Linked DNA regions of Homo sapiens: region 2 is linked to region 1. A link is an interaction called in ENCODE POLR2A ChIA-PET data of the cell type or tissue named here. Cell type or tissue: OCI-LY7. All regions are shown on one strand. Links, peaks and the distances in the headings refer to the core of each region. The heading gives the core; the rest is flanking DNA.

Region 1 (9,477 bases), core at 2,082-6,081:
AACTTAGGACATTACAATGACCCTTGGGGTGGGTATATACAGCAAGACCTATAATAACTAGAAAAAGAGGTACCAATGATAACTATGAGAATCACAGTCCTCAGGACACCAGTGAGGACGGAGACTACACCACAGCAGAGTTACTGAAACTGAGAACAGATTTTTGCCAAAGACAGAGCACAGATGCAGACTGGCCCCTACATCTGTGGGAGAATGCAGCAGACACCACGGCACTATCAGGCACAGAAACGCATTGCATCCCTACACGAGCAGGAAACTGTCATGAGCTATTATAAAACTACCAAACCATAAACCATTAGAACCACAAATCAGCCAAGGCTGGATGTGGTGGCTCACGCCTGTAATTTCAGTACTTTGGGAGGCTGAGGCAGGTGGATCACCTGAGGTCAGGAGTTTGAAACCAGCCTGGCCAACATGATGAAACTCCGTCTCTACTAAAAATACAAAATTAGCTGGATGTGGTGGCACACGCCTGTAGTCCCAGCTACTCGGGAGGCTGAGACAGGAGAATCGCTTGAACCCAGGGGGTGGAGGTTGCAGTGAGCCGAGATCGCACCATTGCACTCCAGCCTGGGCAAGAAAGAGTGAGACTCCAGGCCAGGTGTGGTGGCTCACGCCTGTAATCCCACCAGCATTTTGGGAGGCCAAGGTGGGCAGATCACCTGAGGTCAGGAGTTTGAGACCAGCCTGACCAACATGGAGAAACCCCGTCTCTACTAAAAATACAAAAAATTAGCCGGGCATGGTGGCACATGCCTGTAATCCCAGCTACTCGGGAGGCTGAGGTGGGAGAATCACTTGAACCTGGGAGACGGAGGTTGGGATGAGCCGAGATTGCGCCATTGCACTCCAGCCTGGGCAACAAGAACAAAACTCCATCTCAAAAACAAAAAGAAAGAGAGAGAGAGAAAGAGAGAGAGGAAAAGAAAAGAAAAGAGTGATATTCCATTTCAAAAACAAAAAAACAAAAAAAAACCCACCAATCAGCCAAGATATGTTCTAGCCCTCTGGGACTGGATCACATCAGCCTGGAGATCTGTCCACCCATATTCAGACCCAACAAAATCTGGAGACGGACTTGAAAAAATCTAACACAAGGACAAACGAATCCAAGAAAATCAGCTATCTTAGGGATGGCACGTGATAGATATAATGAATTTGCCATTCCGCTTGAAATTCCAGTCATAAATGAAATTCAGAGAACACTTCTGTTAGGAGTACCACCTAACCTGCAGTTCTCCTACATGAATGCTCTCTCGGCATGCAGAGCCATGCAAGATATACTAGACGCGTAATTATCAGGTACCCATAAGGTAACATTTATGGCAAAACCTGAAAAACATACCAAGAGAAAGGGGATAGGAAAAAGGGCTAATGAACCAGTCCAGGGAGAGCCACGAAGACAAAAAAAGTCTGGGCTGGGCTAGGCTGGCTGGTTCATCAGTCTTTCAGGGAAGAGTCTGTAATGTGGGCAGAGCCTTTGGCAGTGGATGTTGGGTGCTTATCACCAGTGACAGCAGAGGGTGAACTGCCAAAGTCCTGCTCTTTTTATGGCCACAGAGTCCTCTGGTGAGGACTGACAGTGGAGGAGGATGCTTGTCTGTTTGTTTGCAGTCTTTAAATTTATCAAGCAAAACACCTTGTCCTTGTGGGCAAAGTGCCCTATGAAATGGAAGATGAAGTCTTTTTCTAAGATGGAGTTACTTATGTCAAGGGTGGCTCTATACGGGGAGTTGGTAATAACTGCCACCCCCACCCCCACCCCACACCCACACACCTCACCCCCAGGAGAAGCAGCAGAGGGCCCAGGAGAGCAACACTGGATTTGGAGTCAGATAGATTTGGGTTCAAAATTCAGCTCTGCCACACTTTCAGCTATCTGGGTTTTTGATAAATTTTCCTCTCTTAACCCTTTTTTCATCTGAAAATGAAGCCTAGCGGCTGTAAGAATTGGACGTGATATTTCTTGAAGACACCTACATGGCACAAAGATGTCCAAAAATAATGAGTGTATTTGCTGTGGCCACCGCCTCCCTCACCTGGCTGTGGGCCCCCAGGAGGAGGGATGGGACAATCCCTTGGGAGACCTCAGAGGTGGAAAAGCAGCTCCTGGGGCTGCAGCCTGTGGGCAGACTCCCTCCTCCTGCTGCTGTGGGTCTGTCCGTGGTTTTGAATCCCTAACTTGTCTTAAAGAATGATCCAGAGGCCCTCTGTGTCCTGCTCCTGCTTCAAGCCAATTGTTTCATTATTTTCAGGCTCTGCAAAAAAAGTATTTGAAACAAGGTTTTCATTGTCTTAAAAAATGTTTTTGGAAACTACCAGAAGCTTTATGTGTAAGCTGAGGCCCAGAGCATGCTGCGACCTGGCCAGCACTCTCTGGTCTTGTGGGGTAAACCACCCATGGGTGCAAGTGGGTAGGGACACCCTGGCTGGCCTTCTGCTCTCTCCCAGAGAAAGTGGACAGAGGGGTTACAGAGAAGCGGGACAGCAGCAGAGCCCTCCTGGAGCCATGGGTCGGGACAGAGTGACAAGGGCGGGTAGATGTGGGCCAGCCAAGGATTGGCTCCTGGGATCCTGGAAAGACCTGCCAGGTCGCTCCTCACTAAGGCCCACACTACAGACTTGTGCTGTTAAGGTCTTTCATTTTTTTTGTTGGAGGGTGTTTGATTTTTTTTTTTTTTTTGAGACAGAGTCTCGCTCTGTCACGCAGTCTGGAGTGCAGTGGCACCATCTTAGCTCACCACAACCTCCGCCTCCCAGGTTCTAGTGATTCTCCTGCCTCAGCCTCCCGAGTAGCTGGGACTACAGGCGCCCGCCACCACACCTGGCTAATTTTTGTATTTTTAGCAGAGACAGGATTTCGCCATTTGGCCAGGCTGGTCTCGACTCCTGACCTCAGGTGATCTGCTCTCCTCGGCCTCCCAAAGTACTGGGATTACAGGCATGAGCCACCGCGCCCAGCCTTTCAGTTTGTTTTGAAGTTTGAATCTGAACTTCAGCTGCTCCACCAGACCAGAGGGAGGAATTGGGCTGCCTGGCTTTTGGCAGATGGATAAACAGTGGGTGGAGAAATTAAAATCAAAGAGAGACAGTAGGTAGGCCTCAGTCATTAGCAGGAATTAGCTAATTATGTTCTATTTGGAAGGCCGTAAGTGGTTATTAACCCACTTTTAAGAGGGGGAAAACTGAGGCACAGAGAAAAGTATTTGCCCCAGCAGCTCAGGGCTCTCAGTCCTGACCACTCGCGTGGTGACGCCACACCCTCCCCTGCACCAGCTCCCCAGAAAGGAAAGAAGAGAGTTGTGTCAGGCAGTCCTCACTGAAGCTGGTTCTTTGCCCTCCTATAGGGTCCCACTGCAGATGCGTGAGGCTCGTACACAGCACCCTTGACATAAATAACTCCATCCTAGAAAAAGACCTCATCTTATGTTTCACTTTGTCAACAGGGACAAGATGTTTTGCAAATAAATAAACACGGCATCCAGCCAGACAAGGACATACACACTCCTCCACTGTCTGTCCTCAGTAGAGGACTCTGTGGCCATAGGAAGAGGACAGCAATGGCCGGGCGCGGTGGTTCACGCCTGTAGTCCCAGCACTTTGGGAGGCTGAGGCGGGCGGATCACGAGATTAGGAGATCAAGACCATCCTGGCTAACACGGTGAAACCCCGTCTCTACTAAAAATACAAAAAATTAGCCGGGTATGGTGGTGGGCACCTGTAGTCCCAGCTACTGGGGAGGCTGAGGCAGGAGAAAGGCGTGAACCTGGGAGGCAGAGCTTGCAGTGAGCCGAGATCGCACCACTGCACTCCAGCCTGGGTGGCAGACTGAGACTCTGTCTCAAAAAAAAAAAAAAAAAAAAAAAAGAAGACAGCCAGGCACAGTGGCTCATGCCTGGAATCCCAGCACTTTGGCAGGCTGAGGTGGGAGGATTGCTTGAGCCCTGGAGTTTGAGACAAGCCTGGGCAATGCAGAGAGACCCCCATCTCTACAAAAATTTTTTAAAAAAATTAGCTTAGCATGGTGGCACAGCTACTCAGCGGGCTGAGGTGGGAGGATCACTTGAGCCTGGGATGTCAAGGCTGCAGTGAGCTGTGATCACGCCACTGCACTCCAGCTTGGGCAACAGAGCGAGACCCTGTCTCAAAAAAAAAAGCAACCAAAAGAAACAAAAAAACAAAACAAGAGAAAAGAGCAAGACTTCAGCAGCTTGAAATGGCTGTCTTAATTGACACTATCTTGCTGTCACTCATGATAAGCACCTAGCATCTGCCAGCGAAGCCTCTGCCAACATCAGAAACTCTTCCCCACGAAACCGACAGACTGCCCAGGCCAGGGCAGGAGGGTCTTGTTGTCTTCGTGGCTCTCCCTGGACTGGTTCATTAACCCTTTTTCCTAACCCCTTTCTCTTGATGATAAATGTTACTTTGATGTGGGATGTTTAATCTATACATTTATATATTAAGTATATGATTATGTATGGCTTGCAATGTTGACTGACTTGTGGAGTGGCTTCAGCCTGTGTGCCCGAGGCTCTGCCTCCTGAGTGAACAGGAAGTACTAAGGAGAATTGTCTTTTTGGGAACTCCATGTGGCTAGTGGTGTTTATGATTGAAATTGCATCAATAAAAGTCTGACCTTGTGGAAAGACACAAACGTGCGGGGACCTGGTTATCTTTGATCTTGCACCACTCAAGAGACCCCCCCAATATTGCAGAAAAGCGAACTGAAGCCCAGAGAGATCATGCTCTGCAGATCCAGCGAGCCCACTTCTGAGTATTTATCCAAAGGAAGGAATTGAAACCAGGATCTGAAGAGAGAGCTGCATCCTATGCTCACTGCAGCACTGTTCACAGAAGCCAAGATGTGGGAACAAACTAAGCATTTTCCTTAGCAAATGAATGGATACACAAAAGGTGGTCCATACCTTCAATAAGAGATCTTGTATTAAGTGTTCTTATCACAAAATAGTAATTATTATTATAAATAAATAGAATAATAGATAAAGAGGGCAGGAGGAAACTTTGGAAGGTGATGGATATTTTGCAGCCTAACTTATGGGATGGTATCACTGGTGTTTCCATACATCCACACTCATCAGGTTGTACACATTAAATAGAAACAAAAGAAACAAAAAACAAGAGAAAAGAGCAGGATGTCAGTAGCTTGAAATGGCTGTCTTAATTGACACTATCTTGCTGTCATTCGTGATAAGCACAACAGCAGTATCATCTGTGGATCTTATTCAGATTTCCCGTTTCACTGCTACTCATGTGAATATTAAGTTCCATTCTATGTCATTGCTAGCACAGGCCCCTGTCTGTAATGTCACAAAAAGGTACAGCTTTTTGCATATCAATCATACCTCAATAAAGTAGTCTAAATCAATAAATACAGTGTTGATTTCAAAAACAAAAAAAAAAGGAACACTCTGCAAAACTCTATCTACTACAAAACCCACTTCTTGGGCCCAAGAGACGGGCCCCTGCTGTGCCCACCACTGTATATGGGTCGTCACTCCTTTAACATTGGTCTAAGGGCACTGGCTCCCTCAACTCTGACGTTGGCTCTAGCCAGAAAGGCCCCCAAGCCTGTTAGGAACCAAGAGGTTCCTAACCTCTCGGTTAGGAACCCATCTGCCTGCTCGGAATGGCTGGGCTCCCCTACCGCCTACCGAACCTGCCTGCCCTCCAGCACACAGGCCAAAGCTGAGCCTTGCCAGGAATCCTCCCGGGACCACAACAAGCCACCGTACTTTCTCCCTGGGGCCTCACCTCTTCCCCAACCTGCACCATGCTGGGTGGACCAGGAAGTCCTGGCTGGTCACAGTGCCCCGGTTTCCTCTTCCTACTGCCTCTCTCCCTCCCCCTCCACCCTCAACCTTGCCCAGAGTTAGCACTTGATTGACTAATTGATGGGTTGATGGAAGGTCTTCTCTCCCCATAGCCAGACTTAGGCAGCCTCCCCAGGGCAGGCTGGAATAATCTGCCAGTTGCCAAGTGCCCTCAACCAAGAAGGGGAAAAAATACTCAGTCCACACCTCAGGGCTCTGCTGACAGTCCCCCAGGCTCTCTGGGGTCAGACCTGGCCTGGCCACCCACTGTCCTCAGGCCCCATTTAAAGTTCGACTTTGCCGGATCTCTCCTGGTCCTCAGTTCAGTGTGTCGCCCCCAAAACACACACACCAGGACATAACCTCTTTTGCCAATTCTAGCCGGAAAATTCCATCTCTGCCTCTTCGATCCCATTTAGTTTGCACCAGCCCTCTCCTTATGTGCCAAAGACCTACTTCCCGGCCCAGCTGCCCCACCTTCCTCCTGCCCCAAGTCACCGGACTCAGAGCAGAAGCATCTGCCTGCAGCAGCACAAACAGGCAGATCCCCCAAAACCCGACAAGAGAAACAAGAGGTGCAGCCAGCACCTAGTAACTTCTTTTCATTCGTTTTCTTGACTTTTTATTAAATCCACATTCTGATTTCACGAGCTAGTGTGCCTTTCATTACTGACATTTTTATGGAGATACTTGTAGATTCCCATACAGTTGTAGGAAATCATACTGAGATCCTTGCCCAGTTTCTCCCAATAGTCACACCTCATAAAACTGTATCATAATACCACAACAGCAGTATCATCCGCGGATCTTATTCAGACTTCCCGTTTCACCGCTACTCACGTTAAGTATTAAGTTCCATCTATGTCATCGCTAGCGTAGTCCCCTGTCTCTGGCATCACAGTCAACATTCTGAACAGCTCCAACACGAGGATGCCCATGGCCTTCTGTAACCACAGCCACCTCCCTCCTGTCCCCCACCCCTTCAGCTCCACAATCGCTAATCTGTCCTCTACTACTAACATGGTGTCATTTCAAAAATTATGTTATATAGGCCAGGCGTGGTGGCTCATGCCTGTAATCCCAGCACTTTGGAAGGCCAAGGCGGGTGGATCACCTGAGGTCAGGATTTCAAGACCAGTCTGGCCAACATGGCGAAACCCTGTCTCTACTAAAAATACAAAAATTAGCTGGGTGTGGTGGCACACACCTGTAGTCCCAGCTACTCGGGAGGCTGAGGCAGGAGAATCGCTTGAACCAGGGAGGCGGAGGTTGCAGTGAGCCCAGATCACACCGCTGTACTCCAGCCTGGGACAGAGCAGGACTCTGTCTCAAAAAAAAAAAAAAAAAAAAAACCCATTATATTATATAAATAAATAATATGGTATGTATGGGACTGTTGGCTTTTTTTTTAACTGCACAAAATTCCCTGGAGGTCTTTCAAGTTGTTGCATCCATCAGCTTGTTCCTTTTCAGTGCTGAGTCATATTTCATGGCATGGAGGTGCCACAGTCTGTTTCTGACTTGGTGGACCCAGGGATCTGCAGAAGCTAGTGGGAAAAACCCAAGCCTGCCTGCAGCCTCTAGAACTGGGTAAGTTCTAAAACACGCTTCCATGGCTACAAATCTGAGCACCTGTTTTGGGGAAAGGACCAACTATGCAAACAGAGGGGCCCCACCCCCAGGGGAGGGCACCAGGAAGTCTGTGTCCTCTATTAGAACCAGACTCTATCCTGGGGGAATAGGATACAAGCGAGGGGAGAACTGCTGGATCTACCCTTGAAATTGGATTCTCAGAGCCGAGACAGATTCTGCAGGGCATGTCACCCACCTCTCATCCTCGCGAGACCATCCTTTTGGAAGAAATAGCATTTTCCTTAGTACGAGTATTAGGAAGCTCTTCCTTCCACCAAGTGTGATCAGCACTGCAATCACCTCTGCACTAATTAGCACTGCAACAGAACCAGCCTAGTTTCCCCACTCAGGAGACGCTCCAGTGGAAGCTCTACATCGGTGCTCGTGTGCTCTCTCAGTCTGCACCTCCTCTGGCTAAACATGCTCAACTCCTCTGATCATTCAAACAAAATGTTTTCTAAACCCTGGCCATCTGGTTCCATCTCACCCTTAGTCATCTTCCCTTGAAGACACCGTTTCCAGAATTCACCAGCATAACCCACAAGAGGTCTGACTAGCGTGGCCTCCACAGGGTCTGCTTGCCAATTACCTTCCTCATTCTGTTTGCTCTTTTTCTATTAATTGTCCAATGATGCATTCAAGTAACACACCCAAACAATAAAACGATTAAAATAAGAAGATGGAAAGAATGATATGTTCCCTCGATGAAAGCTTATAAGGCAATCAAAAATCGTTTTTCAAAAAGTAGATAATGACATGGAAAAGCTATCTAAGATAGAATGTTAAATGAAAAAAATAGGCTGGGCACGGTGGCTCATGCCTGCAATCCCAGCACTTTGGGAGTTCAAGGCAGGTAGACCACTCGAGGCCAGGATTCAAGACCAGCCTGGCCCATATGGTGAAACCGCCATCTCTACTAAAAATACAAAAATTAGCCTGGCGCAGTGGCGCACACCTGTAATTCCAGCTGCTTGGAAGGCTGAGGCAGGAGAATTGCTCAAACCCGGGAGGCAGAGGTTGCAGTGAGCCGAGATCGCGCCACTGCACTCCAGCCTAGGCGACAGAGCAAGACCCTATCTCAGAAAAAAAAAAAATAGTCACTCCTGCCCTTCGAAATTCAGCTCAGGCATCTCCTTGGAGTAATTCTGGGAGATCCCTCTCCAACACCTCCCTCCCAGACTCCTGTGATAGGGGAGGGAAGGGGGTCTGTCTTGCTCCACAAATCTAGCATGAGGTATGATATCTAATAAATGTTTGATAAGTTCATTAATAAAATCATATCTTTACTGCAGAGTGGAATTAGTGATGATTCCATTTGGAGGAGAATAGGTGTGCACACAAACAGCAGAACACACACACAAGACTTGTGGGAGAATATAAACAAAACTATTTATAGAGGCTCTAAAATCTGGGAGAGGGAATTTCAGAAGTTTCACATTTTACACTGTACATTTCTATATTGTGTGACTTCAAAAAGAAAAGCTTCCTAAATGTGGTAATGAGGAAAAAAATTTTTTTAGAAAACATGCATAGGCAATACCAAATTGTTAAAATGTCTTTGTAGGGGTATTTGTGTCATTTTTATTAAAAAAAATTTTTTTTGAGACAGAGTCTCGCTCTGTCACCCAGGCTGGAGTGCAATGGCACGATCTCGGCTCACTGCAACCTCCACCTCCCAGGTTCAAGTGATTCTCCTCTCTCAGTCTCCTGAGTAGCTAGGATTACAGGTGCCCACCGCCATGCCTGGCTAATTTTTGGATTTTTAGTGGAGATGGGGTTTCACCATGTTGGCCAGGCTAGTCTTGAACTCCTGACCTCAAGTGATCCATCGGCCCTGGCCTCTCAAAGTGCTGGGATTACAGGCATGAACCACCGCACCCGGCCTCATTTTTAAATTCTTACTACTTATCTGAGTTGGCTAAGTTTTCTTTAAATATGTATATATTAGACTTTTAATAATAACTTTAAAAGGTATAACCAAATAAAAACA
Region 2 (9,477 bases), core at 51-4,050, 55 kb before region 1:
GATTCAATCCCAGGCTCAACTAAGAACAGTCGCTCTCTGGATGTTTCATTTTAGACGATAGATAAGTTGAGATGTTGTAATATTTATGGGGGGTTAAGCCTGTGTCAGTTATGGGATGAAGACTTGTAGTACCAGTACCATCAGTGGTCATACTTTTTTTTAACTTTTTACTAAACTAATACAGTTAGACATTTCCACTCTATCGTGATTATATTTTTATGATGGGAAAATAAAAACACTTCCATGTTTTTATAAATAGTCTCTGCAAAGATTTCAGATGTTATTGGTATCTCGGTTTGGCAGTATCTGAAAAATTGAGATTGTCTTTGAAATGTTTGTGCTACTTTTACTTAAGTAAACCCCCACTGTGCAAGACCCAGGCCGGCTTCAGCTAATACCAAGGTTTCTGTGTGCATAATAGTTTACAGAGAACTTAAGAGTAAGGACTGCGGATTAAAAACAAAACTTTTTTTAACTTTAAAATTTTTAGTTTTTGTTCAAAGTACCTGGTTTATAAAGTCAAATTCTTTTATTAGTTCCTTTCTCGTTTAAATTGACTGATGTTGCTGATGAAGCTTAAAGTCCCAGGCACGGTTGTGGCGATATACTGATAAAATTGGTGCCTAGTGGTGGGAGGAGCTCCAGTGTCAGGACTTTTATTAAAAGGCCCTTGTTTTCCCAAATGCCAATCTAGCCACATTTAGATTTCATTATTCAATAAAACAGATGAAAAATCATCCCATAAATGAATGTTGAGGTTACCAAAGTACATCACCTGCTGAGGAAGGATAAATCTTCCTGCTTTAAGGGAGCCCTGTCATCTCTCCTCTTAATGCACGTTTCCCTTGGTATTAGTGGAAGCTGTGTTCAAGATGGGAAGCCTTTCCTGCAGTTCTTAGAAACACCTGCTTTCTAAGGAGAGCCTTTTCTAGGATTAGCTTATGTGTGTTTTCTCTAGGCGATTTTTTATTTCAGTTACCAATTTAATTTTCAAGTTGACAGATGCTGTGTAAAGTCTCTCATAATGAGAGTAGTCCATTAAATTGTTGAAAGTTGCACTGCTTTTCATCTTTCAGGTACCTGAAATGAGTGACATCAGGTATTTGGAAGGAGTAAGATCATAAACTGTATTCATTTTCTTCCTTGTACAAAGTGATGACTTCTAATGCTTATATCTCAAGGTATTTTTTAAAAAAGCAACGGTCCCTAATAGAGTAAAATTTGGTTTTGGTCCAAGTTCCCAATAATGTATTTAATGTTTCTGTTGTTTACTGGTGCCTCCCGTTGCATCAGGTAGAGATTGCCTGCCTCTTTGTAGGGCAGCCTTGTGGCACCTTATGTCCAACTTGGAGGATAGTATATGGCTTCTTTGTGCCTCTACTATCTTTTCAAAAGCCATTTTATAAAAATCCTAGGTAGCCTATTTTAATATTTAAATATATATATTTGTGAAAGAACTTTTAGAACAGACCTTTTCTTTTTACTTTAAAATTCCTGTATTTCCATTTTTAAGAGTAAATTTAATCTCCAGGATTTAGAAGTGTCTTTCCAGAGAAGCATAATGAGAAAGTCAGACTGAGGTAATAAGACCAGAATTAAGTGATAGAAGAAACTGTTGTTTGGTTAAAGGACACAGATTTGAAGGAAAAAAATTTTGATGTAACAATTTTTTAAATAAAATTTTGTTTTTCTGTAATGTCATATTTGCTGCTACAGTAGCTCAATATTTTACAGGGCTAACATAAAGCTGGCTCCATTTAAAAACTGGAGTACTTCCTAGTGCAGCCAGCCTAGGCGGAAACTGTACACCATGGTCTTCCAGATGGGTGACTGATGGCTTTGGGTAGCTGATGCATGCTTTAATATTTGCCTATAGCCCGGCAGCAAGGAAGTCGGGGCGGGGGGACTTTTTTACCCTGCCAGTTATAGCATTGTGATTCTTTCTGGGCACTGGCATTTTGTGAAACTCTCAAGGGAAGGTGATGCAGGGGAGAAAATGTGAATTAAATTACATAGATGGGTGTTTTTATGTCTTCTACCCCTTTCCTAGAATTAGTACAACTCTTAACTGTGCCAGTCCCCAGTTCACCAGCTTTGTATCCAGTCGTCATCTCATTCAAGTATGGCTTTACTTGGTGACACTGGCCATAGCTAAGTTAACTTGGCATGTTTGACTTTTGACAATAACAAAAATGGTTTTGGATTTTGTTTTATTTCCAAAAAATGTATACAATATCAGAACTTCACATTTTATATACTAGTATCTGGCTATTAGTATTTTACAGGAACCATAGTTCTTGGTGACTACATATATATATATATTTTTGTGACCTTTTTTGTAAACTAAGTGCCGTTTCAACGTTACAATCATTTTTAGGGTTATTGTAATCAATGTGAATATCATGTTTTTTCAAATCTGTTCTGAGCCTATAGTGTTTGCTTTGTGAACATGTGTATTGTATATATTCTGTATAGTTATATTGTACTGAAATTAGCTTGTTTGATATAAGGAAAATATGTATTGAGTACCTTTTTGCTAGCCTGATTGTTTAATCTTTTTAAAAAAGGTTTAAACTTTTTTTAAAAAAAAAATCTTTAAACTGGCCTTTATTACATGGTCACACATAAAGTTGCAGTTAGGAAAGGGATGGGCAGGGAAAAACTAGTTTTGAGTGTCTTTAGATAGAAACATGAGACTAAGGTTTGATTTTGTTTTCGTTTTCTCATTAAAATATCTTATGCTTTATGGAATAAAACTTCCTGCTGTTGTTATTTATTGTTTGCTGGGCGGCAGTGTTGCCTGCGGTCATGTGAGTGAGAAAAGGCATCAGAGTAATTCATTACTTAAATAATTATCTACTTAGAGTGCACAGAGTAGAGAGGGTTATATTAGACAGCACATGTCAATTTTTGGTGAAGTAGAGCTTAAGTGCAAAGATCTCACAAACACCATACCCCAACTTGGAAGGAGAGTATAAAGGCAGCTAGTTAGAGGACATCATCCAATCCTAGAGCTATTGAATCAGGTTCTTGTGTAAAGCTGGGTACTAATGGGTGGGTTGCATCTTTCAAAGTTGCTCTGATTCTTTATAAAGTCACATTTTATTGACTAGAGACCAATTGGTGCCATTTCAATGATATCTTACAACCAAGGAGTAAAAAGTGGGTACCTAGCAGGGGAAAACAGCTCATTACATAGGTATGAATCTATGAGATCCTGAGGAAGGAAAAGTTTTCTAACTTTAGATTCACTGATGTGGATTTTGACAATACCGGTCTTTAGAATGACAGTAACAGGCAAATAAAATTATTTTATTGACCTCAAGCTACCTGGATCATTTTAGAATTAAGTTCAGAGAGGAAGAGGGTAAATTTTAAGAAGCACACTCTTTCATTCCAGTGTGTCGAGCATTTTTAACAATTTACCAAATCATTCAAAGTCAGAAAATGTTGGGTTCTTCAGTAGCCTTGACCACAGATGATGTATATAAGTGCAGAATGAAGAATTCAAAACAGATATATCCTTGCCAGCCATGGTGGCCCACACCTGTAATCCCAGCACTTTGGAAGGCTGAGGGAGGAGGATCACTTGAGCCCAGGAGTTCAAGACCAGCCTGGACAACATAGGGAGACGTCTCTACCCAAAAAAAAAAAAAAAAAAAAAAAAAGCTGGGCCTGGTGACACGCACCTGTAGTCCCAGCTACTCAAGAGGCTGAGGTGGGAGAATTGCTTGAACCTGGAAGGTCAAGACCTGCAGTGAGCTGAGATTGCACCACCGCACTCCAGCCTGGGTGACAGAGTGAGAACCTGTCAGTTGGCTTTGCATACTTGCATATAAATTACGTACCAGAAAGATTCCTTTCAGAGAATGATACTAAAAGTAATGACCAAAGATGTGTATCTCAACTGATAGAGCAAAAAAAAAGTTTGGGCTTTTTCTCTTTTGAACAGGAATTTTGGTTCTAAGAACTAAACTGAGAAAGTTAAAATCTACAAACATACCAAAGGTTTAAAGGGGCAGAACTTGCATGTAACAACATCAAACCCCCAAATTTAATGTAATTCTTTTTTGGGGAGTTAACTTCTATACAGATAGAAAAACTAACACAGGGCATATTCAATCTAGAAAGTCAGTCCTCTTGAGCAAATAGATTTATAACTAGGGTTTGAACACCTTTATGGACAAAGGGAAAGCTGTTTTGTTGTTTTCTTAAATTCCAATTCATTTACTTGAATTTTTCTGCAAAATTAAAATTTTTACACCTATCTGTTTTGTAGATGAGAAAGTGGAGCTAGCTTTAGCATCGTTTTGCAAGGCTTCCTCACTTCATCCCATGCCCTTTCTTCCACACCTGCCTAATTTTTCCCATGACTAACATTTCTGGCTGCCTTTGGCTGGAAGTCATTTAGTGAGTGTCTCATTTACCAGAGATCCTGAAAGTTAGGCTCAGTACCCCACACACACCCCTAGTAAAGGGCCAGCTCAAATGACCTGGCCTTTGATGATTCTTGACATCTAGAGACCCTCTGTTGACAAAGTTGCCTTAGGACATAACAAGAAAATATTACACCAAATAAATGTTCTGTAGCCCGTTTTAAATTGGGGCTCAGACAGAAATGCTGACAGTTCAACAACAGTACATATAGTAGGAACTGTGTACCTAACTTTCATCCAGGAACAGAATTCTTTGTTGAGTGCAGATGATTTACAAAATTAGTAAACAGTCCTTTTCTGTTCTTTTTTTTTTGAGGTGGAGTCTCACTGTTGCCCAGCCTGGAGTGCAGTGGTGCGATCTCAGCTCACTGCAACGTCCGCCTCCTGGGTTCAAGCGATTCTCCTGCCTCAGCCTCCCAAGTAGCTGGGACTACAGGCGCCCGCCACCACACCCGGCTAATTTTTTGTATTTTTAGTAGAGATGGTGTTTCACTATGTTAGCCAGGAGAGTCTCCATCTCCTGACCTCGTGATCCACCCACCTCGGCCTCCCAAAGTGCTGGGACTACAGGCGTGAGCCACCGTGCCTAGCCTAACAATCCTTTTCATTTTGTTTTACGGTTTATAAACTGCTAGCACTTTTTAGCTATTTGATCTTGAGAAACCCAGTAAGATAAACAGGAAAAGTACTAACAGATGTGTGATCCACGTAAACGGTGCCCTTCCTGCCCATTACAGGGAGAAAGATCCACTGAGAAATCAGGCCGTGAACAGGGCTGGAGTCTCAAGAGGTATTGACTTGGTGGAGTCTCTGTGGACTCGGCTCTCTCCCAAACACAGTTCCTGGAAGAACAGGAATTGGGGTTCTTTTGTGCATTGGCACTTTGTGAAACCTTTGAGGGAGGGTAATGCTGGAGGGAAATGTGAATTCTCTAGGTGGCTGTGTCTAAATTACCTTAAAGGAGAGCCATTGTAACTTTTTCTTACGGTGTGAAAGGAAGTGCTCGTGACCATTTTCTAAAGATGTGCACTGGTCGATTTTTTCTCATGTGCTGTCATCTATTTAATACCTCCACAGGGTTATCCTTCACAGCCCTGTTGATAACATTTTCCATTATTCATCCCTGCTGCTACTAGCTTCATCCGAGCCTGTGTTGTTTCTGGCCTAATAACAGCACCAGCCTCCTTGCTGCCATTCCCTCCCTTCAGCTGGGCTTCCTTCCAGTCCATCCTTGGCATTGCTACTGCAGTCATCTTTCTAATCAGGCCACTGCCCTGCCGAAAGCCTCCTGCCCCCCACTCCCCCGGAACCCGCCCCTCAGCCCTCACACTCCCCTTCTACCTGCCTCGGTTTGAGGTTGACTCACTCCTGTAGATTCCCACAGTAGATTTTGTTTGCCTTTACCAAACCACTTCTCAGCCACACAGCCTTGCAAAATCTACCTCAGAGGAGTTGTGAGAATCGAGTGAGTTACATGTAAAATGCTTAGAACCATGCCTCGTATGTTGTGACCACTTCAGAAGCCTCATCTGTTGATTACAAGACTGGCATCACGCTCGCGTGTCTCCCTCACCTGACTACATTCTTGAGATCAGGGAATATGCCTTCTATTTGTGTGTCCTCTGTAGTACCTGGTACAGAGAACTCAAAAACTGTCAAAGGAATGATTAAATGTTGCCAAGAAGTGGTCATAAGCTCCATGTACGACAGTGCTTACAGGTACTTACCCGGGAACTTTAGGACAGAATACCTAGAATTATTTTCATCAGACTGCCTGATGATTAGCCTCAACTCTCACTTCAGCAAATGTCTCAGAGTCTCACTCGTTTTTAAATGAGGGTCTGAAATAGGCTGTAGGAGTTATGAATTAATACTAACTTTAATCCTCAGAACAACTGCTATCAGCCTGGCTAGACTTTCCCCGAACTGTTCTTTAGGACACTGGCATCTGCCGTTTTTCTCCCCTTCACCTGGTTTCCTCATCCATTAAGTTCATATTAAGTATCCCTTCTTAAGGAAGCTCTCCCAGAGCCTTTCCTGCTAGGTTGAGACTTTGTATTATGTTCACATAACATCCTGCGCTTCTATTACTAATGTAACTGACTAAACAGCTGGACTAAACCCCATTACATCAAGTTCCACTAGGACAGTGACCGTATCTGTTTCTTGTACCAGGGGGTCCCCAGGCCCAAGGTTGTTTGAATGAATGAAGTCTCTGCCCTTAAGGAACTTATGGAAGTAAGCAGAAGTAAAGAAGAATTACAGAAATACAACTGATAGAAATAACTGATTGCCCTGAGAGAAACACCAAAAAGTATACTTTGGAAATTTGAAGAAGTGGGAGACCTGGCTGGAGGGGTGAGGGAAGGTAGCATGGCAGAGGCACCACTTGAGCTGGGTCTTCCTTGGGAAGAGATGTAGGATTTGTACAGACAAGTGACGGAGAAGGAGATGACTCCGGGAAGCAATACGCAGCCTCAGAGGTTGAGGGAACAGAAGGAGTGTAGCTTGCTGAGCCTTGCAGGATCCCTGAAGGGAAAGAGTGGAAGAAAACCTTGTAAACTAGACTAGCACCAGGTCAGAGAAGGCCTGAAGAACTGCAGCTATATTTGGTAGGAAATCGAGAATCGTCTCACATTTTCGAGCACAGAAACATCAGAGCCCTCTCTAGAAATATTAAAAGCAGATTAAAGGGATGCATACGGACTTAACTGAGACCCCTGAGTTACAACAGAACTTCGGGTAAGAACCCAGAAGAAGGGGATGGGAGTAGGGCTGGAGAGGAAGGGATGTGTGTTCGTGACATCGGGGCTGACGGAGACGTGGTAGGTGGGGAGAGTGGGGAGAGGCGGACCTGATCTTCAGTCCAGGTGTCCTCTGTGCACCGTAGAGAATAGCTGCTGCATTCTAAGCTGTAGCAACACCAAGTGTGTGGCCTTAAACGCTTAGGCAACCTCCCTTTTCTGTTGTTGGTTTCTTTGAGAGGGAACTGTCTGAGAGAAAATGGAGCAAGAATTAGGCCAAGTTCAAGAGTTGGGCTTCAGAATTAGGCTAAAGGAGAGATTCCCCGCGTCGCTAATCCCAGCACTTTGGGAGGCTGAGGTGGGTGGATCACCTGAGGTCAGGACTTTGAGACCAGCCTGGCCAACGTGGTAAAACCCCAACTTTACTAAAAGTACAAAAAAATAGCCGGGCGTGGTGGCGGGCGCCTGTAATCCCACCTACTGGGGAGGCTGAGGCAGGAGAATCGCATGAACCCAGGAGGCGGAGGTTCCAGTGATCCGAGATTGCGCCACTGCACTCCAGCCTGGGCAACAAGAGCAAAACTCTGGCTCAAAAAAAGATGGCTTTTCCTGGACAAAGTCGAAGCTTGTTTCCCCAACACAAGCCAAGGACCCTGTGGCTGTGAGCTAGAGGCAGGTGCTTGCGGCACTTATAGATTTTAATTTTTAAAAGAGCTCATTCTCCATATCCAAATTGTTGGCATCTGTGGGAATTTAAAATGCCATTTAAAAGACCTGTACCTGTCAGATCCCGAGACACGTCTTTCCCACAGAGAGTCTGGCTGACTACACAGCTACTCCTGCGTGTAGGACGCAGAATGCCTATGCGTGCAGATGTGCTTCACGGGCATGTGCCATGTGTTCATTCAGTAGATATGAAATGGCTTTCATAAGAACGTTTAACTGCCCTGGAGAAGGCCTGGGAAGGGGATGAGATTTAAACAGGGGCATTGTGCATTTGCATTGATTCATCCGATAGTACCCGATATGTGCCAGTACGAACCCCGCCCCCGCCACTTGCCTATGAGCATTCCAGTCCCCTACATAGATACAGGCTGTCACACACGGCAGGGATTTCCTTGTGGTCTCAAGAGAAACACTGGCACAGACTAGCTTTGGAGGAAGAGTTAGTTCTAACTTTACGTTGTGCTTTGTAAGTACGCCAATACATGCACATGTATCTACACAGACACACAGACGTGTACAACTTATCTCAATGGAGAGTAGGGAAAACTGAAGGAGAGGCCTCCCCAGTTGAGTAAGAGAGAACCTTTGGACCCCTAGTCCTCCCCATGTCATCGGAATGCTCTGTAACCACCAGTCATGCCCACCCACATGCCTTCTCCCAGACCCTGGTGGGATTGGACAGTAGGGCCCTGTGCCTCCACCCATGAGGTACATGACAACAAGAGCCCTTCCACACACACAAATCGCCGTGCTCCCCGTGGAGCCTGCCGTGGCAGCCAGCCCCTGACTGGCCTCTGTTAACAGGCATCAGGTGTGGAAGGAATTGCCCCAATTTGCTGATTGTCTCTCCACCTGGACCGTTCCAGGCACAGTCATCGGTTTGCCCCACCTCTCGTGTGCATCAGCGCACTTTCCAGTTCCTCTTCCAGAGGAAAGCGTAGGTAGGGAGTGGGGCAGAGGGATGAGCAGAGCCAAGAGCAGGGAAACCACCAAGCAGCTCGGCTCTGCCCAGCAGCCCTCAGTCTCCAGGGGAACCAGCTGCCACCCACACAGCATGCAGCGCCCAAGCTCCAGAACCTCGGAGTGTGGGCCTCGTCCCTGGTTCTCCCCACACGGCATCCCAAGAGGCCACCTGTAGGTGCGGGGAGTGAGCAGCTCTGTAACCTGTGCTCAGAGACACTAAGGTTCGGTGCATGCTTCCCAGAAGTTGTCCACGGTGCCGTTACAAGAATAGCCAGTGTCCAAAACAGAGGAGGCTCACGCATCTTAAGAAGGATGAAAAGCATCTGGGTGGCCATGGCAGGTTCCAGGTCATGTGGATCCAGAGTGACAGGAACATGTGGTAAGAAACACGCTTACCTTTCCAGAGCCAAAAACTCATCCTTCAGTGGCTGAGTGCTGATGAAATGTTTACAAACCACTCAGCCCGTACCCTCTGCCTCTGGAAGGTTCCCTCCTTCCGCCTGTGGTAGACGTGCAGGCAGGAGGGCTCTCGGTGCGTGGGGATGCGAGGCAGGAGCTTGCCATGCGCGTCCCTTCCCCTCCCTGCACCTCGCTGCCCTCCAGGCGTT

Evidence for each region. ChIA-PET counts read pairs that join two places held together with the same protein. Peaks named below come from ENCODE experiments on the same cell type or tissue, not always from the same donor. Only the 100,000 strongest peaks of a DNase experiment are listed, where the experiment ranks them.
Region 2: POLR2A ChIA-PET joins it to region 1 with 14 read pairs; 3 of 35 experiments call an interaction of 5 or more read pairs at or near these places.

Annotation. Positions count from the first base shown.
Region 1 is chr11:130,166,823-130,176,299 of GRCh38, reverse strand. The region is part of intron 1 of ST14 (ST14 transmembrane serine protease matriptase); the gene reads right to left. Among named protein-coding and RNA genes, the nearest start is that of ST14, 12 kb to the right of the region's middle. In OCI-LY7, for the core only: no CTCF peak of the experiment used is centred there; DNase peaks (open chromatin) are centred at 4,289 and 5,248; H3K4me3 peaks cover 1,989 bases; H3K27ac peaks cover 3,920 bases.
Region 2 is chr11:130,219,956-130,229,432 of GRCh38, reverse strand. ZBTB44 (zinc finger and BTB domain containing 44) reads left to right here. Exons shown (of 8, transcript NM_001301098.2): 8 at 1-2,756. Among named protein-coding and RNA genes, the nearest start is that of ST14, 65 kb to the right of the region's middle. In OCI-LY7, for the core only: no CTCF peak of the experiment used is centred there; no DNase peak of the experiment used is centred there.